Linked DNA regions of Homo sapiens: region 2 is linked to region 1. Evidence: chromatin loops called from intact Hi-C (ENCODE). Cell type or tissue: gastrocnemius medialis. All regions are shown on one strand. Links, peaks and the distances in the headings refer to the core of each region. The heading gives the core; the rest is flanking DNA. Region 1 has its middle 21 kb from the start of GPATCH8. Region 2 holds the start of FAM171A2 (family with sequence similarity 171 member A2).

Evidence for each region. Peaks named below come from ENCODE experiments on the same cell type or tissue, not always from the same donor. Only the 100,000 strongest peaks of a DNase experiment are listed, where the experiment ranks them.
Region 2: it touches region 1 in a loop (8-fold over the local background); 4 of 110 quality-filtered maps call a loop at or near these places.

What each region holds. Positions count from the first base shown.
Region 1 is chr17:44,519,853-44,528,177 of GRCh38, forward strand. No RefSeq gene overlaps it. Among named protein-coding and RNA genes, the nearest start is that of GPATCH8, 21 kb to the left of the region's middle. RefSeq lists a silencer at 3,582-3,641. In gastrocnemius medialis, for the core only: a CTCF peak has its summit at 3,490 (motif pointing left); a DNase peak (open chromatin) is centred at 3,479.
Region 2 is chr17:44,359,648-44,367,966 of GRCh38, forward strand. FAM171A2 (family with sequence similarity 171 member A2) reads right to left here and starts at 4,206. Exons shown (of 8, transcript NM_198475.3): 1 at 3,950-4,206; 2 at 258-485; 3 at 1-24. The coding sequence starts at 4,067. It also overlaps the pseudogene RPL7L1P5. RefSeq lists enhancers at 1,190-1,790, 1,791-2,390 and a silencer at 3,918-4,297. In gastrocnemius medialis, for the core only: no CTCF peak of the experiment used is centred there; no DNase peak of the experiment used is centred there; H3K4me3 peaks cover 1,326 bases; H3K27me3 peaks cover 796 bases.

The DNA.
Region 1 (8,325 bases), core at 88-8,087:
AGAGTGAGACTCCGTCTCAAAAAAAAAAAAAAATTATCTGGGTGTGGTGGTGACATGTGCTTGTAACCCCAGCTACTCAGGAGGCTGAGGTGGGAGGATCACTTGAGCCTGGGAGGTCAAGGCTGCAGTGAGCAAGTGGCGATCCCGCCACTGCACTCCAGTCTGGGCAACAGAGCAAGAGCCTGTCTCAAAAAAAAAAAATGTATTTCTATGAGGCAAGGGGCTGTGGCATCCACCTTCCCTCTGAAGATTCTCCAGGCTGAGAGATGAAGCAATCACCTCAAGAGACTTACTGAATATTTAAGCAGGGATTGGCCCCGGACACTTGGCACCATTCAGACTTTGGAGGAACAGACCTGATTTAGATATGATCTTCAATGTCCATGGGTCTGGTGTAGGGACAGGAAAGAGTCTGTAAGGGGTTCAGTGTGGACTGAGGTCTGACTCTCCTTGACAGGGGAAGACTGATAAGAGGTGATGAAGGTCTGAACTAGATTTTTTACTATTTTATTCTTTTAAAACGATTTTTCTACATATCAGTACAAACAATTTTACCTAAACACATTAAGTGTTATTCTATCTTCCAAACTTTTTAAAGCAGTGTTTTGTTTGTTTGTTTTTGAGACAGGGTCTTCCTCTGTCACCCAGGCTCGAGTGCAGTGGCACGATCATGGCTCACTGCAGCTTCAAACTCCTGGGCTCAAGTGGTCCTCCTACCTCAGCCTCCTGAGTAGCTGGGACTACAGGCACACGACACTATGCTCGGCTAATTTTTTTATTTTTGTTTTTTGTAGAGACAGGGTTTCACCATGTTGCTCAGGCTGGTCTCAAACTCCTGGGCTCAAGCAATCTGCCCACCTTGGCCTTCCAAAATGCTAGGATTACAGGCATTAGCCACCACACCAAACCTAGTCTTCTTCTTTTTTTTTTTTTTTTGAGACGGAGTCTCGCTTTGTCACCAGGCTGGAGTGCAGTGGCATAATCTTGGCTCACTGCAACCTCTGACTCCCATGTTCAAGCGATTCTCCTGCCTCAGCCTCCCAAGTAGCTGGGACTACAGGCGCGTGCCACCATGTCCAGCTAATTCTTGTATTTTCAGTAGAGACGGGGTTTCACCATGTTGGCCAGGATGGTCTCGATCTCTTGACATCGTGATCTGCCCGCCTCAGCCTCCCAAAGTGCTAGGATTACAGAAATGAGCCACTGCGCCTGGCCTAATCTTGTTTTTAAACTTCTTTTTTCCTCTCCTTCTCTCCCAACCAGGTAACCCATGTCCACTACCCAGTTTGTATTCATTCACTTTTTATTGCTCATATAGTCATATATATACACACATATATATGTGTACAGGAAATATAGGGGATTTGTTGTTAGTTTTCAAAAAACAGGATCACATTATTCACACTTTTTGCTTCTTGCTTTTCTTTCTCAACAATACCTCCTAAATATTCCTCCAAGACAATTGTTACAGCTCTACAGCTCCCTTCTTTTTTGTTTTTTGTTTTTGTTTTTGTTTTTGAGACGGAGTCTCGCTCTGTGGCCCAGGCTGGAGTGCAATGGTGCGATCTTGGCTCACTGCAACCTCCACCTCCCGGGTTCAAGCAATTCTCCTGCCTCAGCCTCCGGAGTAGCTGGGACTACAGGCACGCACCATCACACCCAGCTAATTTTTGTATTTTTAGTAGAGACAGGGTTTCACCATATTGGCCAGGCTGGTCTCAAACTCCTGACCTCGTGATCCGCCTGCCTCGGTCTCCCAAAGTGCTGGGATTACAGAAATGAGCCACTGTGCCTGGCCCTCAGTTCCCTTCTTTTTAAAGACTGAATAATATTTCACTGAATGGCTGTTAACCATTTATTCAACCATTCGCTGATGGGCATTTACTGTTTTCAGTGTTTTGCAACTAACTAATCCTACACTGAGCATCCTTAGACTGTACACCTATCCCTATGGATGGCTGGTTTTATTTCCATGGGATAGATTTCTAAGAGTAGGATTGCTCGGTTAGAGAGTAGATATGTGTTTCTTTGTTGTTGTTGTTGTTTGAGACAGAGTCTCTGTCGCCCAGGCTGGAGTGCAGTGGCGCAATCTCAGATCACTGCAACCTCAGCCTTCTGGGTTCAAGTGATTCCCCTGCCTCAGCCTCCCGAGTAGCTGGGATTACAGGCACATGTCCCCATGCCTGGCTAACTTTTTGTATTTTTACTAGAGACGGGGTTTCACTGTGTTAACCAGGATGGTCTGGATCTCCTGACCTCGTGATCTGCTTGCCTCGGCCTCCCAAAGTGCTGGGATTACAGGCCTGAGTCTTTTTTAATAATTGTGTTTCCATGAATCCTCTATCCATGACTTCACCATTTTTCCGTGAAGTGTTTGTCTTTTTCTTGTTAACTTGTAAGATCTTTTTGTATAGTACAGCTGTTAACTCATGGCTTGCCACCTGCATTACAACGTATTTCTAAATCTACTATTTTCCTTTTTAAAAGAAAATTTTCCTAATGCCTGTATTTATGTCCTGTTTTTCCATCCCCAAAATGTTTTAACTTTTATACAGTGAAATATTTATACCCTTTTTTTCCTGTTGTAGCTTCTCGATTTTCAATCTTGGTTAATATTTTCCCACTCTTATACATCATACATGCGGGCTTCTAGATTTTCATTAGATTTTATGCATTTAGTTTTATATTTAAATTTTTGATCCAGCTGGAGTTTATTTTTGCATATGGTATAAGATAAAGCTCTAATTTTATTTTCTTCCATTTGGAAATCCAGCTATGGTAAAATCATTTTTATTCTTTTCCCACTTAACTGAACAAACCCCTGTGTTATATATTAGAATTTCAGCCAGGCCTGGTGGCTCAAGCCTGTAATCCCAGCTCTTTGGGAGGCCAAGGAGGGTGGATCACTTGAGTCCAGGAGTTTGAGATCAGCCTGGGCAACATAGTGAAACCTTGTCTCTACAAAAAATATAAAAATATTAGCCGAGGGTGGTGGTGCAGCACCTGTAGTTCCAGCTACTAGGGAGCCTAAGGTGGGAGGATCACCTGAGGTCGGGGCTGCAGAGAGCAGAGATCACGCCACAATAAGGCAAGTCCATCCTCATTCTCTTTTTTTTTATACCTTAATTGACACTCACTATCATATATTAAAACTTTTTTTTTTTTTTAGCTGAGAATGATTAGGAGAGTGGATTGAAAGGATTTCCCTGGTCCAGAAACTGGAATTCAGTGGGGCGCCACCTTAGCACGGGACCCAAGGGGATACAGGACAGGATGGAAGGGAGGTCATTCATCATATCTTGTTTTAGGTCCTGGGGACCGAAAGAGGTCCAACTTGGAGCAGGTACATTGGTCTAAGCCTAGTTCTGTTCGGTTCCGGCTCGACCCCCAAGTACGTGAACGTGGCCCAGGGCTGCAATGGGAATGCTTGGGCAGTCACCTACTCTCCTGCCAGGGCAATGCAGTTGCCTTTAAGCCTCTACCGCCCCCTGGTGCTGTCTGACCTGGGGTTTCCAGAACCAAGCTCCCTCTCCCAGAAGCCTCCAGTTCGAGGAAGAAGGTCCCTTGGGGCCAATAGGGGTTTAAAGAAGCCGTTGGGGACAGAGGGTCTTAACCTGTACCATCGAATACCTGGTCAGACACCAGAAACTGCTTCAAACTTACTGTACTCAAATCTCTCTTATCTCCACCAACCCTTCTTATTTGCTATGATTTTGAGCTACTGGTGGGAGCTATTCCTGCCTTCCCTGATCACCTACAGAGCTGATCATCTACTGTGGAAGACAATACATCAATTCCTAAGCTATCTGATAAGTGAACAATCCAGGAGAGGTCCCCACGTGCTGCCACTGAGTAGGGGACAATCGGTTCTAGTTCTAGGGGCAGGAAAGCTCAACAGGGGCAGGACAGGGAAGGGCCGATGGAAGAGATGGGCTTGGAGACAGTCCCTGGAGAATGGCTCCAATTTGGATCATCAGGGAAAGGAGAACATACATGAAAAAGAGGGAGTGAGGAGGATGGTAGGACTTCCATTTCCTGTAATGATAGGCTAAGTTATTCAGACCAACCTTCCCATTGAAAACAAATGCAAAAGCTGGATAAAGGCTTTTTAAAAAAAAAATCCTCCTCTCCCTCTCCCTCTCCCTCTCCCCACGGTCTCCCTCTCCCTCTCTTTCCACAGTCTCCCTCTCCCTCTCTTTCCACGGTCTCCCTCTGATGCCGAGCTGAAGCTGGACGGTGCTGCTGCCATCTCGGCTCACTGCAACCTCCCTGCCTGATTCTCCTGCCTCAGCCTGCCCAGTGCCTGCGATTGCAGGCGCGCGACGCCACGCCTGACTGGTTTTCGTATTTTTTTGGTGGAGACGGGGTTTCGCTGTGTTGGCCGGGCTGGTCTCCAGCTCCTAACCGCGAGTGATCCGCCAGCCTCGGCCTCCCGAGGTGCCGGGATTGCAGACGGAGTCTCGTTCACTCAGTGCTCAATGGTGCCCAGGCTGGAGTGCAGTGGCGTGATCTTGGCTCGCTACAACCTCCACCTCCCAGCAGCCTGCCTTGGCCTCCCAAAGTGCCGAGATTGCAGCCTCTGCCTGGCCGCCACCCCGTCTGGGAAGTGAGGAGCGTCTCCGCCTGGCCGCCCATCATCTGGGATGTGAGGAGCCCCTCTGCCTGGCTGCCCAGTCTGGAGAGTGAGGAGCGTCTCTGCCCGGCCGCCATCCCATCTAGGAAGTGAGGAGCGCCTCTTCCCGGCCGCCATCACATCTGGGAAGTGAGGAGCATCTCTGCCCGGCCACCCATGGTCTGAGAAGTGAGGAGACCCTCTGCCTGGCAACCGCCCCGTCTGAGAAGTGAGGAGTCCCTCCACCCGGCAGCCGCCCCGTCTGAGAAGTGAGGAGCCCCTCCGCCCAGCAGCCACCCCGTCTGGGAAGTGAGGAGCGTCTCTGCCCAGCAGCCACCTCGTCCGGGAGGGAGGTGGGGGGATCAGCCCCCCGCCCAGCCAGCCGCCCCGTCCGGGAAGTGAGGGGCGCCTCTGCCCGGCCGCCCCTACTGGGAAGTGAGGAGCCCCTCTGCCCGGCCAGCCGCTCCGTCCGGGAGGGAGGTGGGGGGGTCAGCCCCCCGCCCGGCCAGCCGCCCCGTCCGGGAGGTGAGGGGCGCCTCTGCCCGGCCGCCCCTACTGGGAAGTGAGGAGCCCCTCTGCCCGGCCAGCCGCCCCGTCCGGGAGGGAGGTGGGGGGGTCAGCCCCCTGCCCGGCCAGCCGCCCCGTCCGGGAGGGAGGTGGGGGGGTCAGCCCCCCGCCCGGCCAGCCGCCCCGTCTGGGACATGAGGGGCGCCTCTGCCCGGCCGCCCCTACTGGGAAGTGAGGAGTCCCTCTGCCCGGCCACCACCCCGTCCGGGAGGTGTACCCAACAGCTCATTGAGAACGGGCCATGATGACAATGGCAGTTTTGTGGAATAGAAAGGGGAAAGGTGGGGAAAAGACTGAGAAATCGGGTGGTTGCTGTGTCTGTGTAGAAAGAGGTAGACATGGGAGACTTTTCATTTTGTTCTGTACTAAGAAAAATTCTTCTGCCTTGGGATCCTGTTGATCTGTGACCTTACCCCCAACCCTGTGCTCTCTGAAACATGTGCTGTATCCACTCAGGGTTGAATGGATTAAGGGCGGTGCAAGATGTGCTTTGTTAAACAGATGCTTGAAGGCAGCATGCTCCTTAAGAGTCATCACCACTCCCTAATCTCAAGTACCCAGGGACACAAACACTGTGGAAGGCCGCAGGGTCCTCTGCCTAGGAAAACCAGAGACCTTTGTTCACTTGTTTTTCTGCTGACGTTCCCTCCACTATTGTCCTGTGACCCTGCCAAATCCCCCTCTGCGAGAAACACCCAAGAATGATCAATTAAAAAAAAAAAATCCTTAGCAATATTACAGATATTTGACAAGAGAGATGAATTTCCAGGCCAAAACTTAAAGGAAAGTGGGATCCCAGAGAGGCATTGGAAGACAGAGCAGAAGAAATTACCCAGAATGCAGAAAAGGGACAAAAAGAAGAGTTTGAGACACATGGAGGATACAATGAAAGAATCTAATATCGTTTAATCAGAATTCTAGAAGGAAAAAAAAAAAAAGAAGCCAGGCATGGTGGTGCATGCATACCTTTCATCCCACTATGTGAGTATTGCTTGAGCCAGGATTTTGAACCCAGCCTGGGCAAAACAGCAAGACCCCATTTTATTTTATTTAAAATACTTTTTTTTTAAAGGAAAGAACAAGAGAATGTGGCAAGGTGAAGATTTGAAAAGATAATGGCTGAGAATTTCCCAATTCTGATGGAGCATCAATCCACAAGTTCTGGAAGCGTGAAGAATTCTAAGCAGGATAAATAAAATAGAATCTACATGCAGATACATCACAATGAAATGTCAGAATTCTGAATACAGAAAGAAAAAAAATTTTATTTTGAGAGAAAGTCTCACTCCATCACCCAGGTTGGAGTGCAGTGGCGTGATCTCAGCTCATGATCTCAGCTCACTGCAACCTCTGCCTTCAGGTTCAAGAGATTCTCCTGCCTCAGCATCCCGAGTAGCTGGGATTACAGGTGCCCACCACCACATCCAGCTAATTTTTGTATTTTTAGTAGTCACGGGGTTTCACTGTGTTGGCCAGGCTGGTCTTGACTCCTGACCTCGAGTGATCTACCCACCATGGCCTCCCAAAGTGCTAGGTGGCATGAGCCACTGCGCCTGGCCTGAATATAGAAAGAAAATCTTAAGAGCAGCCTTCTCAACAACAGCAATAATGGAAGCCATAAGCCAGTAGAATGATATCTTGAACATACTGAAAGAAAATAACTTCCAACCTAGAATTCAAGAGTAAATGTTCTTTTCTTTTCTTTCTTTCTTTTTTATTTTGAGATGGAGTCTTTCTCTGTCACCCAAGCTGGAGTGCAATGACATGATCTCAGCTCACCGTAACCTCTGCCTCCCGGGTTCAAGTGGGGCAGCCTACTCCTGCCCCAGCCTCCCAAGTAGCTGGGATTACAGGCACCCACCACCACGCCCAGCTAATTTTTGTAGAGACGGAGTTTCACCATGTTGATCAGTCTGGTCTCGAACTCCTGACCCTCAGGTGATCCACCTGCCTCGGCCTCCCAAAGTGCTGTTATTACAGGTGTGAGCCACCACACCCAGCCAAGACTGAATTTTCAAACAAGTAAAAACTAAAACAGTTTGCTATCAGCCTCACTGAAGTGCCTCATGAAAAAAATTCTAAAGGATGCAATTCAGGCAGAAGGAAAGGGATCCCAGATGGAAGGTCTGAGATGCAAGAAGGGATGAGGATTTGTACACAAATGTTCATGGCAGTATGATTCATAATAGCCAAAAAGTGGAAGCAACTCAATGTCCATCAACAGATGAATGGATAAACAAAATGTGGTATATCCATACAACGGAATATTATACAGCCATAAAGAGGAATGAAGTGTTGATACATGTTATGACATGGATGGACTTTGAAAACATTATATTAAGTGAAAGAATCCAGACACAAAAGGCCACATATTACATGTTCCATTTATGTGAAATGTCCAGAGTAGGCAAATCCACAGAAACAGAAGGTACACTTGTGGTTGCCAGAGAGGGGGGGAGGAGGGAGGAATGGCAAATAATAGGTACAGGATTTCTTTTGAGAGTGATAAAAATGTTACGGAATTAGATAGTGGTAATGGTTGTACAACCTTGTCAATATACTAAAAGCCACTGAATCGTACACTTCAAATGGTGAATATTATTATTATTATTATTATTATTATTATTATTATTTTGAGATGGAGTCTTGCTCTGTTGCCCAGGCTGGAGTACAGTGGTGTGATCTCAGCTCAATGCAAGCTCTGCCTCTGGGTTCAAGCAATTCTACTGCATCAGCCTCCCAAGTAGCTGGTGAGAGGTGACAGCGTGCTGGCCGTCCTCACAGCCCTCGCTTGCTCTCGGCGCCTCCTCTGCCTGGGCTCCCACTTTGGCGGCACTTGAGGAGCCCTTCAGCCCACCGCTGCACTGTGGGAGCCCCTTTCTGGGCTGGCCAAGGCCAGAGCCAGTTCCCTCAGCTTGCAGGGAGGTGTGGAGGGAGAGGCGCGAGCGGGAACCGGGGCTGGGTGCCGTGCTTGCAGGCCAGCTGGATGTCCGGGTGGGCGTGGGCTTGGTGGGCCCTGCACTCGGAGCAGCCGGCCGGCCCTGCCGGCCCTGCCGGCCCGGGGCAATGAGGGGTTTAGCACCCGGGCCAGCGGCTACGGAGGCTGTACTTGGTCCCCAAGCAGTGCCAGCTCACCGGCCCTGGGC
Region 2 (8,319 bases), core at 320-8,319, 160 kb before region 1:
GGTAGAGGCTGACAGACGCATACACTGCGGGAGGGATGGCCGGTCAGCTCCAGGAAAACCCACCCCCTACCCCCCAGCCAGGCACCCCCTCCATCTGAGTCCCAGAGGCTTCACCCTCCCTCAGCCCCCTCTGTGTACCCCAGCCCAGGCAGCAGCTGCTGGAAAGCCTCCCCCTCCACCCCCAAGGAGACTATTTTGGGAAGGGGCTGATGGAGGGTCAGCTGCTGTCCCCCCCCTCCACCTGCCCCTGCACTCACAGGGCAGCTTGTCAACACGCCAGGGCACAGAGTTGGTGAGGAAGCCAGGGCGGGCAGCAGTGACCAGCACCCAGGTGCCCAAGCGATAACTGAGGGGCAGGGTGGCCACACCCTCTGAGTCTGTGGTGCCAGCTGCCAGCAGAGTCCGGTTCCCAAACACATCCACTGAGGCCCGGGCCAGGGGCACCAGCTCCCCGCTCACATACACCTGCACCTTGATCAGGATCTCTGTGGGCAAGATGGGGCAAAGGGAGTGAGGACGAGGGAGGGGGAAAGAGAACTGGGGGGAGCCCCAAGATCAGAGGAAGGAGCTGTGTTTGAGAGAGTCTTTTGGGCTGAGGCTAGAGAAGGCATGATTTAAGACCCAGCATTCACAGAGCACTCACTGAAACCTCCTATCAGCCCATGCCGGAGGTGGGACTATTCCTGTATTTCATCGTCTAACACATGCGCTGTGTCACATTTTCACAATTCTAAACTCGGGCTATGCCTATGATTGATGATGCCATCGTTATAACTGGCAGCATTTCTTCCTTTCTTACTGGTACCTGAAATCATGGTGCATCTTACAGTCAGTGGTGTATTGGATTTGATAATATATGCTCTTAGTCCATTTTACAGATAAGGAAACTGAGGCTTAGAGAGTTTAGATACTTGGACTACAGCTAAGTGGAGATCTGGGATCCAGACCTGGCAGTCTGCCTCTAGAAGCGACATTCTTAACCCCGGGCCTGGGGAGAGGAGAAGGACAGGAGGGCTGAGAAAGGCTAAGTAAAGCTGGGTCCGCAGGCGGAGAGGAGAAGGGTCAAGATTCAGCAGTTTGAAAGGGAGGATGGAGGCTAGGGCAGAGTTTGGGGTCTTGGGAAAAAATTGACAGGGGACACTAGGAAACTGGTCATTCCCATCATTCATCCTTTTCCCAGAATCCTTTGCACAAGCCTGTTTCCCTTCAGATTTAGGGACTCACCCCAACCCCATGCCCAAACAAATTACTTCTGCCTCCTCCCCCTCACATGAACCGCCTGCCCCCTCCCAGCTGGTCAGCTACAGTCAGTCACCATGGCAACGCCCTCATTCCTCCCAGGAGATCAGGCAGGGAGCTGGGGCCCTGGTAAGGGAAAGGAGATCTAGGGGGGAGCAACCCAGGCCCAAGAGAACTATTGTGGAGGGGGCTGGGGAGGGAAGCCCAAGTCTTTTGCTTTCCAGGGATGCCTCTGCCCACAGCCCGTGGAGAATCTGGCCAGGCCATCAGGCAGGCGTCCTGCCCTCAGATGGCGTGATGGGAAGGAACCAAGCCTTGAGTTGTTCCCATGGATTCTCCAGGCAGTCTCTCTGATCCAGGGCACCCCTTCCCATCAGCACAGCCCCTCCCTCAAGAACACACTTCGCCCCTACCTTCCTGCTAACAAGGTGTGTCATGCATGTATGGACACCTCAGTGGGGGGCCCAGGAGACAGGTGGGAAGTGGGCTGAGTGCTGGATGCAAATCTAGTGGGGGTTGGGTATGGAAGGAAGAGTCTGGAGCTGAGAGCAGCAGGGCCTGGGGAGGTCAGGGTGCTGTGGAGACTTCAAGGAGAGGGAAGGCCTTAGAGTGGAGCCTGACACTCAGCAGTGACAGGTGTCTTAGCTCAGGCTCCCAATCCGCAGCCAGCGCCACGCCTGCCCTAGGCATCCCATCCAGCTGTTCCCCTGAGCCCACCTCCCCTCCCAGGCCAGAGCCCAACCCTGCAGGGTGGGTGCACACTCCACTCACTCTCGCTCTCTGCTCCTCCAGGAAGCTGGCACCCCTTTACTGTTTTTTTGCACATTTGATGTGATTTAATTCTTACTTCAATTTGATGATGTAGGCACTATCCTTCCATGTCTTACAAATGAACAAATTATGGCTCAGAGAGGTTAAGTGGCATGGGGTGGGGGGAGGTAGAGCCTAGGAGGACGTGTGCAAGGTCCTCATCCATCCCCCTGCCAACACCCATTAGGAATTCGGAGAAGCTAGAAGGTCCTGGCTACTCCCACCTCCATCCCGGGCTTAGGAACAGCTGGATAGAGCAGCTGGGGAGAGGGATCCCGAGTCTGAGATATGGTCATTTGAGGGAATGCCTTGGGTTCAAGAGTCAGAGTTTCAGAAGAGGGAGGGGGCTGGGGAAACAAAACTGGGGTGGGCTGGTAAGGATCTGTGCCAACCTTGCGGGTGGGGGAGAAGGGAGGGGGCAGGTGCCTAGCAGATTCCCTTCCCCCTTTCCCTCAACCTGGGCTCCCCGCCAGCTGCCCCAGAGAACCCCCAATCCTGGCTCTATTCCAGCCAATTCCCTGGGCCCCTTCCCCTGAGGTGCAGGGACTTGAGGGGAGGGGCGTCCTAAGAAACTAGGGCTTCTTCCTACTAAGAAAAGCCTGATCTCCTCCCCGAGAGAGCTGGGGGAGACTGAGGCAGAGGGTGAACCCTACCCATTCCTCGAAGCCTGACATTCCATATAGTATCCACCTCTCCCGGCTCTAGGCCTGCCTCAGTCCAGGAGGAAATCCGACCCCCTCCCTTCATCCGGACCCCACTTCCCTCATCCAGACCCCCCCACTCTGCTTTTCCTGCCAGCTCCTTAGTGTGGGGGGTGAGGAGTGAATACTGCTTCAGGCAGGGATGGGGCCCACAGGCAGGAGAGGGAGAGCAGGACCCGGGAGGTGGACTCAGGACTGGAGTGGGCGGAGGCCCCCAAGCGTCCAGGCCTGCCTGTGGGATGTGTTGTCAGGGTCTTGCTCCCCCACCCTTTCCTGCTGCAGGAGCCGGCCCCACCCCCACCTCACACACCCACCTGCGCCCGGTGAGTCGCTGGGAAGGGTCTCCTCCACTGCGAAGATGTGAGATGAGGAGGGGGTGATATGGGGGCGGGCAGGGGACAGGAATGCCAGGAGGCCTGCTGAATGGGGGGGGACCCAGGCACCTGCCCTCCCAGCCGGCACTGCCCACAGCCAGCTAGCTCAGCATGGCTCCACGACCACAAGCCTGCCATGCTCCCTCAGCTGGGAATCACAATGTACCCCCTTTTCTTAGAGGCCCACAACTGCGGCTCGTCCTCCATCATAGGCTCACAAGCATTTATTTGGTGCACCCCAAACTCTAAACCAGGGGGGCTGGCTGGGAGCTGTCAGGCTCCAGGGCAAAGAACCCCATTAGAGCAGTCAATCCCGCCCACAGCCTCACCCACTCCCCCTTCTCCCCTCCCCCCTTCAAACCCAGCTCCAGGCTCCCAGCCTCCGGTCCCGGCCTAGGGTGGCAGCGGATGCCGGCGCCCCCACCCCGCCAGGGTCGGGAGCGAGCAACCCGCAGGGGGCTGCGGAGCAGGCGCCCGCCCCAGCCCGCCCCTGGGCGGGTGTCTTCGGTAGACAATGGCTCAGGCAGCAGCGCCTCGCGGACCAGGAGGGAGAAAAACAAATAGGGAGAGGGCGGCGGCGCAGATCCTGGGGACCCTCGCACTACCCATTGTGTCTCCCCAAGACCCCCGCCCCGGACGGCCTCCCTCTCCCCGCCTCCACTTTCCCCCAGAAGCGCCAACCCCAGATCGCTTAGCTCCCCCCACCCGAATCCAGGGAACAGAATACCACTCAATTCACGAACGCCGCGAAGAGGGGGCTGACGGGCGGGAGCCTGATCAGGGGGCGCAGGCCCGCGATCGCGGCCCCTCCCGGCTGAGACTCACCCTGCGGGCTGGGGGGCTCCGGCGGCGACTTGCCGGGAGCCCGGGAGGCGCTGCCGAGCAGCAGCCCCAGCAGCGGCAACAGCCGCGCGAGGACGCTGGGGCCACTCGCCGGCGGCATCGCGGGGCTAGGCCGGGCCCTAGCGGTCCATGGCTCCCGCCTGGTCCCGCTCGCCCGGCCCCGCGCAGCCCCAGCTCTGCGCCGCGCCTCGCAGCTCCGGCTCCCGCTCCCGCTGCGGCGCCCGCTCAGCGCGATTGTCTCCGACCGGAGCCGCCGCAAGCGCCCCCTGCAGGCGGCGCGCCACACCGCTGGCCCTCCGGCACCGCCCCCTCCCGGCCCCGCTCCGCCCGCCGCCCCCCGGTACTGCCCACCTTCAGCCCACCCCGCAGCCCCCGCGCTCTGCGCTCCCAGACTCTGCGCTGCAAAGGAGTGTCGGGATTAGGGTCCCATCACCCGGGTTCTTGGGTTTCGAGAGTCCCCAAAATTTGGTGCAAAATTTGTGTGTGTGTAGGTGGGGAGTGGATATTGCCTACAACACTCTCAAGGGGTACGGTCATGAAAGTCTCAGAAAACTGTAAGAACTCCCTGCTCGATGGCCCCCTTCTCCCGGTAGAACACCTAGGCAGTGCTGGGGTGATAGCAGGGAAGGCCCCCTAGACCCCCCTAAGTCTCTCTTTTTTTTTTTTTTGAGACAGATTTTTTTTTTTCAGAGACAAGTGAACATTTATTTTTGGGCCTTTCTTCCTATTTCAAGTCTTTTTCAAAACAAGGCCCCAAGAATCTCCAAATTCAATTATGTCCCTGGGCTTGGCCGACTGGTGCAGGAGTCTTAGGGAGCCTTGTACAAATGCTAGAGTTACTCACTTACCGACATTAAACTAAAACGCTGGAATTTTTCCTTGGAAACTGGACTGTGATTAGAGGTGCTTGCCATGAACATAAGCTACTGTTTCTTCTCCTTCTTTTTTTTTTTTTTTTTTTTTTTGAGAGAGAGTCTTGCTCTGTTGCCCAGGCTGGAGTGCAGTGGCGTGATCTTGGCTCACTGCAACCTCTGCCTCCCGGGTTCAAGTGATTCTCCTGCCTCAGCCTCCCAAGTAGCTGGGACTACAGGTGCACGCCACCATGCCCGGCTAATTTTTGTATTTTTAGTAGAGACAGCGTTTCACTATGTTGGCCAGGCTGGTCTCGAACTCCTGATCTCAAGTGATCTACCCGCCTCGGCCTCCCAAAGTGCTGGGATTACAGGCGTGAGCTTCTGTCTTTTCTTTGACCCTTCCTTTCCAGTTTTTGAAGATAAAGCTGGAAATAATCTTCTCTGAAGATACTTGATAAAAATTCCCAAAAAAACAAAAACACATGCTTCTACTACCCATGCTTCCACTTCATTAATAAAAATTTACTGCAGTTTGGCACCTGGGTCTAGTTCAGCTGGCGGATGAGCTGACTGATGCGTTCACCCTGATAGCCAGGTGTGCCCATCTCCTTGAGGAAGCCCACTGTATTTTTGGTAGCATGACGGGCCACTGAGAGGTAGAAAGGGCGTAACAACCATGAGACCTCCTGGAAATGCTTCCCTGGGACGGCAATTTCATGACTGAGGTCTTCCAAGCAAACGACACCAAACTTCCCCAGGTGCTTCTCAATCACTGTGTTGTCTGTCAGAGGAATGGTCTTATTCCTTATTCCTGACCTTGGCTTGTCCATGTTTCAAAATGAGTTCCTGGACAGACTTCAGATTTGGAAATCCCCAGGTCACATAAGGTTCCACCATACGCAGCATTTTTAGGTTCTGGGGGGTGACTTTTACAAAGACACCACTAAAAATTTTCTTTAGGCAAAGTCTTACAATGGTTCTCTGCACCAGTAAACTCACGCCATCAATTCTTTCGATGTGTACAACAAAGGCCAAGGAATGTTTATCTGGCAATTCCAAGGCATGATGTTTCACTTCTAGTTGTCTGAGATGCACTTTGTCACATTTCTGCCATCAGGAATCATGTAGGAATGATTCCAGTTGCTTAAACCTGAGCCCTTTTCCTTTCCTCTGCTCTTTCTTTGACAAAAGTGCCTGCTTTGCCTGGGTGGCTTTGAGGGCTTGGTAAGCCTTTTTTTCAGGAGATTTTCTAGAACCAAAGGGATTTTTCTTTGCTCTTGCTCGCCATTTTTCTAGTGTTGCAGCTACCGATCATTAAGACAGAGTCTTTTGCTGTTGCCCAGGCTGGAGTGCAATGATGCAATCTCGGCTCACTGCAACCTCTGCCTCTTGAGTTCAAGAGATTCTTGTGCCTCAGCCTCCTGAGTAGCTGGAATTACAGATGCCTGTCACCATGCCCGGCTAATTTTTGTATTTTTAGTAGAGATGGGGTTTCACCATGTTGGCCAGGCTGGTCTTGAACTTGTGACCTCAGGTGATCCACCCGCCTCAGCCTCCCAAATTGCTGGGATTACAGGTGTGAGCCACCGTGCCTAGCCCTAAGTCTCTTATTAAGCCATTGGCAAGATATTCAGCCTTCTGGTCTTCAGTCTTCCTTTAAAATGGGAGTTGTCATAATCTCTACCTCATAGGGTTGCTGTAACAACTAAATGAGATGTAATGGCCAAATAATGATGTCAAAAGAGTCTAGCACAAGCCTCACAGGAGCAGGGGCGTAATAAATGCTGTTACTGTTGGCCCAGGGTGAGGTAGGGACTCACCTGTGCCCAGGTAATATGATCCATTGCTGGGCAGTGCTAATGGCTAAGGAGTGTTTCCAGGGCTGGCAGCAGCCTTTCTCTTCCACCAGTTGGTGATTCTCAGTGGTCTTGGTTCTGGCTTTGTGAATGATAAACTGGGTCTCTCCTTTGTCCTCAGCCATTGAATCCCATATTTGAGGACAGCTATTGGCTTGCCCTAGTCCCAGCCAAGCTCTCTTTCCTTCCAGTTCAATATTTCTGGTTGTCATCATCAATCAGTTTCCACCTGGCCAAATCCTTAACTGGTATCTCTTCCCTGGTTCTCTCTGGTTTGTCACCTTCTCTTTCTCACTGTATGGTGGCCAAGAGGGGACTGGATACCTAAGGCAAGGACCCCATTTCCCAGAGAACAGCAACCCTCCTGGTTGGGTCTTCTGATTTAAGGGGACATCATTATAAGCTTGTGGACAGAATGAAAACTGCCAGTGTATCTGTCTCTCTTCTTTCTTTCTCCCTTCCTTCTTCCCTTCTTCTTTTCATTTCTCTCTCTCTTTTCTTTTCTCTCTCTCTCTCTCTCTCTTTCTTTTTTTGATGGAGTCTTGCTCTGTCACCCAGGCTGGAGTGCAGTGGCTGCGATCTTGGCTCACTGCAACCTCCGCCTCCCGGGTTCACGCCATTCTCCTGCCTCAGCTTCCTGAGTAGCTGGGACTACAGGTGCCCGCCACCACGCCCGGCTAATTTTTTTGTATTTTTAATAGAAACGGGGTTTCACCGTGTTAGTCAGGACGGTCTCGATCTCCTGACCTCGTGATCCACCTGCCTTGGCCTCCCAAAGGGCTGGGATTACAGGTGTGAGCCACCGCGCCCAGCCTCTCTCTGTTTTCAACAGAAATTTCCATCTCACCAGATTTCCCAGTGCTATTCTTATGTAACCAGTTTTTTGGAACCTCAACACAAGACTTAGCACTCATCCCTGGTGAATTTCATCTTGTTGGTTTCCACCCAACTTTACAATCTGTCAAGGCTGCTTTGAATCTGCTTCAGTCACCCATTGTGTTGGAGCTCCCTCCCAGCCAGCAGCCATCTGCAGGGTGAAGATGGCTTCCTCTACCTCCATTCAAGGGACTCATAACAATGCCAGGCAGCCCAGGGCCAGGATGGAGCTTCATAGAGATCTCCTTCAGCTTTATCAGAATTGTTCAGGTCTAAATCCGAGTCCCTAGGATCCAGCTCACATTTACGTCTTGTCTATAAGGACAAATGCCAAATGCTTTGCTGGATCAAGATAAGTTGTCTGGAGCCATCCAATCGCAATGACAGAAGGAGGAGGCAATTTGGCTGGTATTCAAGGATCACGGCTTAATCTTTTCTTAAATGCATTCAGTCACCCAAATAGAAACCTGTTCCGAAACTTGCCATGCATGGATGTCAAAATATTCTCTTCAGAATTTACTATTTACACCTTTGGGTAGAATCAAATACCAACAGCTCTTGCTGTTGTATTGTTCATCAATGGCTTCCCCCAACACTTGGCGTCAAGTCCAAAGTCCTCCCCATGGCCACGGGGTGTTCCTGCCCCCATCCCCCATCTCCTGAACCCTCACCCACACCTGCCTCCAGCCACATGGGCCTCCTTGCTTTTTTTGAACACACTAAGCCAGCTCCTACCTCAGGGCCTTTTCACTGGCTGCTCTTTCTT